Linked DNA regions of Homo sapiens: region 1 is linked to region 2. A link is a loop called in an ENCODE intact Hi-C map of the cell type or tissue named here. Cell type or tissue: heart right ventricle. All regions are shown on one strand. Each heading gives the region's core, and the rest is flanking DNA. Links, peaks and the distances in the headings are about the cores only.

Region 1 (5,370 bases), core at 316-5,315, 93 kb before region 2:
AACCTGGGAGGTGGAAGCGGTTTCATTGAGCCCAGATGGCACCTCTGCAGTGCAGCGTGGGCCACAGAGTCAGACCCTATGTCTCAAAAAATAAAAAAGAAAAGAATTTATTCTTACTAAAATTAGTAAACCTAATCATTAATAAGTGAAATTGATCTAGTAAATAATTGATCAGAGGCATGTGGTACTAAGCTTTTAAGGAGTGATGAGACTATCATAGACATTCTACTTAACTAATACTTTCGATTAGGGGTTAGTAACTGTGGCTGTGGACCAAATCCAGCCTGCTGCCTGTTTTTGTAAATAAAGCTTTGTTGGAATGCAGCCATACTCATTTATGTAATGTCTATGGCTACTTTCTCACTATAGCAAAGTTGATAGTTTTGACAGACTGTTGGGTCCACAAGGCCTGAAATATTTACTATCTGGTCCTGTACAGAATAAATTTGTTGACCCCTGTTTCAGATTTTAGACTTTTACATTGTAGATTAGGTTTTGGAGTGTTTATGAGGTGCATAAATCCAAGGACAGTAGCATGTGAGTCAACTTTAAACATAAGAGGGTGCAATGTTAATGTGGTTTTGATTTTTTAAGAAGGAAAGTCTTAATACTTAGAAGAGGGGCAGAATATAGTAAGATTCACAAGAATGATGCTTCATTAGGTAAGACTTTGTTTATTAAGATAATTTATGAGCTTTCAGTAGACCCCATGTTGGGAACACATGAAGCCAATATTTTAAAAGCAAATAATGTTGGTTAAATTAGGTTCTTGTGAGAAGGCAGTTTAAATTTTTAATCAATTTCTTACTTCAAATGGAAAGTTAGATATGAATTTTATACTTGGACGTTTATTCTGATTTAGAGTTTTGATTTTTTTAATTTGTATATAATCATAGGGTACAAGTGCAGTTTTACTACATTGATATATATTGCATTGTGGTAAAATCAGGGCCTTCAGTGTGCATCTATCACTGGAGCAATGCACGTTGTACCTACCAGAGAGCCTCCCAGCACATCGTACCTACGAAGCAACCTCCTATCATCCACCCTTCTCCTACCCTCCCATCCCTCTGAGTCCCTGTATTAGGCCATTCTTGCATTGCTATAAAGAAATATCTGAGGCTGGATAATTTATAAAGAAAAGAAATTTAATTGGCTCATGGTTCTGCAAGGCTGTGCAAGGATGGTGCTGGCATTTACTCTGCTTCTGGGGAGGCCTTGGGGAGCTTTTACTTATGGCAGAAGGGAAAGTGGGAGCAGGCATGTCACAGAGCCAGAGCAGGAGCTTTAAAAGAAAGAATGGTAGGGAGAGAGGTGCCTCACACTTTTAACAACCAGATCTCATGAGAACTCACTCAGTATTGCTACTACAGCACCAAGCCATGAGGGATCCACCGCCATGACCCAAACACCTCCCACCAGGCCTCACCTCCAACATTGGGGATTGCATTTCAGCATGAGACTGGGGCAGAACAAATATCCAAATCATGTCAGTCGCCATTGTCCTTCATTCCATACTCTGCTTCCATGTGTACACGTTATTTAGTTCCCACTTATAAGTGAGAGCTGCAGTATTTATCTTTCCTGTGTCTGAGTTGTTTCACTTAAGATAATGACCTTCAGTTCCATCCATGTTGCTGCGAAAGAAATGATTTTATTATTTTTTCATGGCCGAATAGTATTCCACTGTGTATATGCACATTTACTTTATCCAGTCCTCCACTGATGGACAGTTAGATTGATTCCGTATCTTTGCTATTGTGAATGGTGCTACAATAAACATACAAGTGCATGTATCTTTATGATATAATGAATTCTTTTCCTTTGGGTAGATATCCAGTAGTGGGATTGCTAGATCACCTGGTAGTTCTATTTCTGGTTTATTGAGAAATCTTCATACTGATTTCCATAGAGGTTGTACAAATTTACATCCCTACCAAGTGATTTTTTTAAATATGAAAGAATGGTCTGGAGAAATGCCCCTCATTAGTATCCCCCTTTTACCTCTCTACTGCAGAATGACTTCAAGGGGTACAGGTATTTACAAGTTTCATTATACAGACAAATTGAATATTGAAATTTCTGCATAAGAGGCACAGATTTTAGGATTCAAAGTTGTATGAACAAGGACAAGTGCTCTAGGGACTTGCAAAGCTGGAATTGGAAATCTCAGATGAAATACATTTCTAGTAGTACCACCAGCATATATTCTACTGAATTGGCTTTGTGATCATCATTAATACCTACTTATTAAAACTAATGAAAAGGGTTTATATCAAATATACTTTAAGGTATAAAAATCAAATTATAGGTAAAGCTGTTTTCTTTAGCATTTTAATTTCAAAACATAAAATAGCTACCGTCTATTGGGCATTTATACTGTACCAGACACTGTGTTTGTCACATTTCAAAAATGTTCTCATGGTAATGTTCACAATAATTCTGTAGGGTGAGAAATAGTCTTACCGTAGTAAGACTATTCAGTAAACGAAACCTCTGAACCTTGGAGTTCAACTTGCGCAAAGTTAGTAACAGGACTAGGACTTGAACCTGAACCATCACACTCCAGATCTCTCCATACCACACTGCTAGCACATGTGCCTGTCATCTTATTCCTGGCTCCTGTTATTTCCCTTTTTATTTCCTTTCCCTTCCTCCCACAACCCCTTTTTCCCCCCATTTCTTTTCTTTCTTTTTAATTGTTAATTACATAACTAATACATGCTTATCAGAACAATTGATATAGCACAAAAGGATATAAAGTACGGGTGAGTGATAGCTCATCCCTGTAATCCTAGCACTTTGGAAGGCCAAGGCAGGCAGATCACTTGAGTCCAGAGTTCGAGACCAGCCTGGGCAACATGGTGAAACCCTGTCTCTACAAAAAAATACAAAAATTTAGCCGGGCGTGCTGGCACACACCTGTAGTCTCAGCTACTCTGAGGGCTGAGGTGGGAAGATTGATTGAGCCCAGGAGGTGGAAGCTGCAGCAGTGCGCTGAGATTGCGCCATTGCACTCCAGCCTGGGTGAGAGAGAGAGACCCTGTCTCAAAAAAAAAAAAAAAAAAAAAAAAGTGAAAGTAGCCTGTATTTAGGCTATTAACATATACCATTCGGTTACCTGCCTTTTAGGTATATATCTATGAGATATATATATATACACATACATACAAAAATAATGTATGTATATCATAGATATCTTCCATGGCAGTGCACACACTTCTACCTATTATTTTTGACAGCTGCATGATGTGTTCCATACTACAGATGAACTTCAATTTGTGAAGCCATTCTCTATTGACTATTCTGTTTACTTTGGCATCTTTCTCTTTGTTGCAATTAAATAACTTTGTTTAATGAGCATCTGGTGTTTGCCTTACCTACACTAATTGAGATGATTGAAGTGTATCTAGTTTCAATTTTCAAAAAGCAATAGTTATGTTTTTTTCCATGACATTGAACAGTATTTTATTGAGTCTGATTTCTTGAATAATATTTTATTTCTACAATGTGAGCTCTCATGAGTCTTTTCTAAACTTTTTGAAAAATCTATCATCTTCCTTTCTCAGTTGTCAACAAAGATTATATTTTATATGTCAGTACTGATTAAGCATTTTTTAAGGATTAACTATTTCAATCAAATGTTTTCAATTAACACATAAAGACAATTTAATAGTAGATTTTTCATAGGTCTTTAGACTGTAAAATCTTGTATATTGTTAAATGCATATAGTGAAAAAATTTGAACCACAAACTGTCAACAAGTAATTTGTAATTTTTCCAATAGAGCATTAAGGTAACTAACATAATTCCTGGTGTTATAAAGAATAAAAAATATCATATCTAGCTAGCAAGAGTGTCTCTTACAAAGCAAGAAGAAAACCTACCCCTATGTGATCTCTTGTTCTGAGCAGGTGTGAATAAAAGAGGGACACTGGCAAAGTAGAAAAAGCATAAGCTCCTTCTAATCCCTTCCTGCCATTTCCTAGCAGAGAAACCCTGTTTTACCTTTCCTCATACACAGTATGAATAGTAAAACCTCTGTGACAATATTCCTGTACAAACAAAAGATTATTAATGTATCCACAACACCCAGAGTGGATCTCAATAAATGGTGGCTGCTATCGTGTTGCTGCCAAAGCTGCTACTCTGGCTTATGAGTTTTTAACTTGTTTTTTCTTTTTTTTTTCTTTTTTTTTTTTTTTTAGAGAAATAGTGATTTTTCTTTTCATGGTTTATAATTGAATGAGAAAATAAAATGAGTTTTTTGGATTCCAGCACTGATTGACCATGTTGACATAATTAAAATTTTCAAATCCTGTTCACTGGCTGTGATAGAGTAAGAATTTAGTTAAATCCCAAGAGCCAACCTGTCCTATTACCTTTAGAAGTGAATATACCTCCTGCCATCTGTACTTCCTCCCCTGCCCTTCTGTAGAGGTAGCTCTCTTCCCCACTGACTCCACACTGCACTTCCAACACTAGGGACCTCTCTGTTCAGATCTTACTTCACTTCCTGGCAGCGTTCAGCATCGTTGAGCCTTAACACCCTTTTCTCCTGACTTCTATGACATCATACCCTTCTGGGTTTCATGCTGCTTTCATGACCATTCCTTTTCTGGCCCTTTTCTCACTGCTGCAATCCTGCTGGTCTCCCATTCAGACCAGTCTCTCATACTGTTCTGGCTATTTTTCAAATATGTCACCAATACTTATTTTGGAAAATGTTATGTATTCCTGCCTCAGGGTCTTAACACTGACCTTTTCCTCTGCCTGTCTTTTTGTTCCCTTTTTGCTCACGTCTCACCTTTTGAATGATGCTTATCCTGACTCCTCTTTAATTTCACTACGGTAACCACACTCCTGAGCCACACTCTGCTTTTTCTTTCATAGCACTTACCACTTTCTAATGTACTACATCGTTTATTGTGTTTGCACTTGTCTTCTCTGATAGAAGCTCCCTGAAGACAAAGATCTGTTTTTCCCAAAGATACACCGAGCATAGGACTAGGCACACAGTTGGCATTGTTGAAGTCACAGAGTCTATCCGGTGCTGTGTGTGTGTGTGTGTGTGTGTGTGTGTGTGTGTGTGTGTGTGTGTGTGTGTGTGTTTAAGTCGCCTCGTTCACTTCCAAGGCTCTTTTTACACCGTATGCCAGTCAGCCATAAATCTTCATCTCCACCTCTTTCCTCATCTCCACATTCACTGACCTCTTCATATAGTGTCTAATATACAGTCAGAGAAAACAACTTTGCTGCCTTGCAGCCATTCTCAATTTTTCTCTTTCCTTCAGTTAACATCACCCCACCTCCCCTCCAGTCTGTCATCAGTGAGCCCTGTTGACACTTCCTCCCCTCCAAAACGTATCC
Region 2 (5,370 bases), core at 158-5,157:
TTGAAAATCATGTATCTGCCACCCTGAACTTGACAGCTTTCCGGTGCTTAAAGATTGGCGGTGATATTAACAGTTGTGATGTTTTTATATTGTATACTGACATATGTCAATATTTAGAACATTGCATAACTCACTGAACCAATATTTTCCAGATGACCAGTGTTTGATGTCACAAGATTCATTTAAAGTACAAATAGACCAAGTGGATATTAATGTAACAGAGTATCAAAAGTTCATTGATAAGGTTTCAGATATCACTTTGTAACTAACCTTTAAAAAATATCAGTTTTTTGAGCTATAGCGCAGTGTCAAAGATGAACATCTATAATTATCAAGAAAAACTATTAAAATTCTCTCCTTTTTTCCAACTATATATATTGAGGGTAGATTTTCTTCACATACTTCCACTAAAAGAGATTATCACAACAGATTAAATACAGAAACAGATACAAGAATCCAGCCAGACATTAAAGATTTGCAAAACTGTAAAACAATGCCACTCTTGCCACTAAATTTTCTTTTTAAGAATATAAAGGGATCCTGAGGTCAAAGAGTTTTTGAGAACCTCTAAACCAGATTTTAGAATTACTCTGTTCAGGCCGGGCAAGTGGCTCAAGCCTGTAATCCTAGCACTTTGGGAGGCCGAGGTAGGTGGATTGCTTGAGGCCAGGAGTTCGAGACCAGCCTGGCCAACATGGTGAAACCCCGTCTCTACTAAAAATACAAAAATTAGTCAGACGTGGTGGCATGCGCCTGTAATCCCAGCTACTTGAGAGGCTGCGGTAGGAGGATCTCTTGAACCCAGGAGGTGGAGGTTGCAGTGAGCTGAGATCTTGCCATACACTCCAGGCTGGGCAACAGAGTGAGACTCTGCTTCAAAAAACAAAAAAAAAAAGAATTACTCTGCTCATCCACATCATTATTTTTTTAGATGGAGCCTCGCTCTGTTGCCCAGGCTGGAGTGCAGTGGTGCTATCTCGGCTCACTGCAACCTCTGCCTCCCGGGGTCAAGCACTTGTCCCACGTCAGCCTTCCGAGTAGCTAGGATTACAGGCCCACGCCACCACACCTGGCTAATTTTTTATACTTTTAGTAGAGAAAGGACAGGGTTTCACCATGTTGGCTAGGCTGGTCTCGAACTCCTGACCTCAAGTGATCTGTCCACCCTGGCCTTTCAAAGTGTTGGGATTACAGGCGTGAGCCACCGCACCCAGCCCCACATCAGTATTTTATGTCAAGAAATGTTAGTCTCTATCATCTTTCATAAGCACTAATAGCAATTTTAAATGGTATTTCATAATAGGAATTTAAGATTTCTCCTTGCTGACATTGATAAGAAAAAAAAAACTTTACCACAGAATTACATTGTGCCTTTACTTTCCTAGCATGTCTATGTGCCTGACAGAAGGTCAGTGCCAGCTGGCCTGACTTTACAGTCTGTTAGTCCCCAGAGCCTCCAAGGGAAAACGGTGAGTAATATCTTTATTTACCATACCATGTTTTATTTATGTGCTGCACAGGAAGGTACATATCTAACATAATTTTTAAGTTTGAATTTTCAGAGGTTCTCCCAAAGAAAAAACATTACTGCTTTTGTGCAAGAGATGCTCATCAGAATTTGAAATCATGTAGCCATTTCAGTGTTTTAGTGGATACCTTTTCCTAAGTGTCTGACTGGCCAAATAAAAGATTATATTTTGAAACTTTATGGCCGGGCACGGTGGCTCATGCCTGTAATCCCAGCACTTTGGGAGGCCAAGGCAGGCGGATCGCTTGAGGTCAGGAGTTCAAGACCAGCCTGGCCAACATGTTGAAACCCCATCTCTACTAAAAATACAAAATTAGCCGGGCATGGTGGTGCGTGCCTGTAATCCCAGCTACTTGGGAGGCTGAGGCAGGAGAATCACTTGAACCCAGGAGGTGGAGTTTGCAGTGAGCCGAGATCCTGCCATTGCACTCCAGCCTGGGCAACAGAGCAAGACTCTGTCTCAAAAAAAAAAAAAAAAAAAAGAAACTTTATTGTATGAACTAGGTGGGTTTCTTTACTTTCATTCCCTTATCCTTAAAACAGAAGTTGCAGTAATTCATTAGTGAACAAATCCAGCAAGCAGTTATTTGTAGTCAAACTACCAGCGTATTAAGTTTTTCGTGTGAATTTTTAGATTAACTTCTTTAGAGCTGTTTGTAAAATAAACTGATTTACATATCAGCAGAAAAAGACTGTAACAAGCGTTCGATCAAAGCAAGTATTTACCATTACCATTTCATTGTCAGTGTTATGTTAATTGGAAAGGAGTTACATTAGCAGGACACTTCTTCTAGTTAAAGAGAAAAGATGACTTTTCCTCACTTCAGTTTATTTTAATGGTATTCTTTTATCAGGGGCACTGGCTTTATTGTCAGTAGATAACCTCAGTTTCTGTAAAGATGTGATTTTAGCACCTGTGTGTATAGTTGTTCATTATTTAAAATTCTCTTCCTGCAGTAATCAAATTCATCTTATGTGTTTTGTAAAAACATTGTTTTATTTTATCTTTTACACATTTAGATAAAATGAAATATTTCCTTGCTTTAAGCTTCCTGCAGTTTATTTGCCAAAGATTATTTGATTAAGACTAAGGACTTTTAAATGTGGGAATCTTAAAACATTAGATTGTTGGCCTGACAAATAGTCATTAATCATAGAGTAAATGCTAAATAGCATACCACAAATGTTTCTCTTCTGCCTTGCTCCCTCTAGTGGATATTTAGCCAAAATTTATTTACCACCACCTACTTTCTTTGGTCAAATGTGCCTCTTTATTTGGCCTCAAAATCTAAATAAAGTTATTGGTATCTTTCATCCTTTTGAAAATCTCTTAGTCTGTTTAGCTCCATAAATAATAAACCAGAGTTTCAGTATTCCTTGCGGTATCACTCTGGGTTCTTAGAATATCTAAATCCCTTTGCCCATCTTACCTTCTCCCTGGCAAGACCTCAAGTGTTGGAGATGATGATCATAAAACAAGGACTATCCTAGCATCATGAGGTCACGAGATAGGATTGGCATCAGAGCAAAAGCAACTGTTCTTTTTCTCTTACATGGTTTATTTAAATCTCATACACCAAATATTCTTTGACCATTTAATATACAGTAAAAAACTGTTGTCTCACCTGTGGATACCCAGTTTTATCTAAGGAATCCAATAGTAACTTCTGCTAACACTTTTTCTTCTGAAGGCAATAATTTTTAATATGATTTTGGATAATGGTTAAAAATGATTTCTGTTTTTGAAAAGAATTGTCAGAAAATAAAGAGCAATAGCAAATAAACAGAACGGAAGAGAGTTAATGCAATGCTGTCGTGTAGGCAAAACAAACCAATCTTGGGAATACTTTTTAGCCTGGAATTTTTAAGAGTACATTGCAGCACTCCAGTGAGGAAAGCCTGTAGCCTGCTTTCAGTTGTTAATCATAACAAAGCTCAGAGAAATACCAAGTAATATTTTATGGGCTATAAGAATGCCAATGATCATACTTTACTGTATTTCTAAGAAAAGTATATTAAATTGGCCCATTAAGGAATTTCATCCACTGTTGAAAATTTATTTTCCTTTGGATCACAGTCACCAATCAGGAACCAAAAAAAGGTTCTCTTCTTTTCCCAGAGTGAAGAAGGAGGGTTTATGTGCCCATGGAAACTCTCTTTTTCTTAAAAAATAAAACTGATCTTTTGGTCATAAAAAATGCTATATGAAAGCACTAACAGTGACATTTCAGAGTATAACTGGGAAGCAATTAATAGAACCCAGATCCCAAATTTAATAATGTGAAGATATCCAAGTTTTATTTTATTTTATTTTATTTTTATTTATTTTTTTATTTATTTATTTTGAGATGGAGTCTCGCCGTGTCGCCCAGGTTGGAATGCAATGGCGTGATCTCGGCTCACTGCAAACTCCACCTCCTGGATTCAAGCGATTCTCCTGCCTCAGCCTCCCGAGTAGCTGGGATTACAGTTGCGTGCCACCATGCCTGGCTAATTTTTCTTTAATCTTTAGTAGAGGCAGGGCTCAGGCTGGTCTCGAACTTCTGACCTTGTGATCCGCCTCCCTCAGCCTCCCAAAGTGCTGGGATTACAGGCGTGAGCCACTGTGCCCGGACTACATTTATTTTAATTATTTTATGTAGTTCTGTTAGAAAGTTGGACATGCAGGTATTTGTACTATTGCTGGGAAAAGGTGTAATTTTTTTAGATATCTTAGTAAAATATCTTTTAATAATTTTTTAGTAGCACTTATGTACAAACCTTTATAATGTTTTTTTGGCATTGTGCTTTTTTGTACTTAACATTTAAATGTTCTCATGAGTTCTGAGAAAATGCCTTAATTTACTGTTGTTTTGCTGTATCTTTTAAAGTAACACTGTTCCTTCTATTTCTCTAGATATCTATGCATTTATGTAGGACCTATCATCATAGTGCCTAGGCACTATGTTTGATGTCAACCATAAGAGGAAACTTGCCAAGAAATCTTGGTTTAATATCTGTCACTTAAGACAACAATTAATCTGTTTTCCACTGTTTGGATTCTTAAATTGTACTCCTTCAGCCAGAGGAGCTTACGCTGCTGCTAATAAAGCTGAGACGGCAGCAAGCCGAACTGAGTAGTATCCGGGAGCATACGTTAGCACAGCTCATGCAGCTAAAGCTTGAGGCCCACAGCCCAAAGGTCAGCTATGGAGAGATTTGTCTGTGTCGTCTGCCATCATCTCTTATTTTGAAACACTCATCAGTCAATATGATCAGCATCATTAGTGTTGAGCATGAGCCCATACCATCATTATAGTGACAACATTAGAATCTCCTATTAACCCTTTGAGAATTCAACTTATTTATACATTACTGAAAGAAAATACAGGTAGGGTGCATTTCTTCTTAGCCTTCTACCCCACCCGCTCACCCACTGGCTTTTGGTTTTGAGGAAGGCAATGCGTACAATACTTCATGTACGCATTAACTTCATGTTGTTACTCACTGAATACTGTGACTTCCATATCTGGTAAAACAAATATTGAGAAGTCCTATAATTTCCAATAAAACAATAAATTAAAAATTCATTATAGCTTTAATAATACTGCCTTTTAAATGTTAAAAATTAATTTTAAAATGTCTTATTTTTAATGAAAAGAACGAACACATAACCGTTTCTCAAAGGGTTTATAGCTCTGGTTATATAAGAAAGATCTTATTTAAAGAAGTAGTACTATATTAGAGGAAATAATTGACATGTAAAAGTTCTAACAGTCAGTTTGCTAAAGCTATTTTAAGGAATTTTTCTGCTTAATAGTTCATTGTTCATATGCATGTCTACGTAATTTCTTACAAAACAA

Evidence for each region. Hi-C counts contacts between places; a loop is a spot of excess contacts. Peaks named below come from ENCODE experiments on the same cell type or tissue, not always from the same donor. Only the 100,000 strongest peaks of a DNase experiment are listed, where the experiment ranks them.
Region 1: it touches region 2 in a loop (2.4-fold over the local background); 50 of 110 quality-filtered maps call a loop at or near these places.

The regions. Positions count from the first base shown.
Region 1 is chr12:19,192,623-19,197,992 of GRCh38, forward strand. All of the region lies in intron 3 of PLEKHA5 (pleckstrin homology domain containing A5), which reads left to right. Among named protein-coding and RNA genes, the nearest start is that of PLEKHA5, 66 kb to the left of the region's middle. RefSeq lists an enhancer at 4,927-5,370. In heart right ventricle, for the core only: no CTCF peak of the experiment used is centred there; no DNase peak of the experiment used is centred there; H3K27ac peaks cover 2,747 bases.
Region 2 is chr12:19,286,088-19,291,457 of GRCh38, forward strand. PLEKHA5 (pleckstrin homology domain containing A5) reads left to right here. Exons shown (of 32, transcript NM_001256470.2): 13 at 1,386-1,469; 14 at 4,590-4,709. Among named protein-coding and RNA genes, the nearest start is that of AEBP2, 150 kb to the right of the region's middle. In heart right ventricle, for the core only: CTCF peaks have their summits at 2,743 (motif pointing left) and 2,951; no DNase peak of the experiment used is centred there.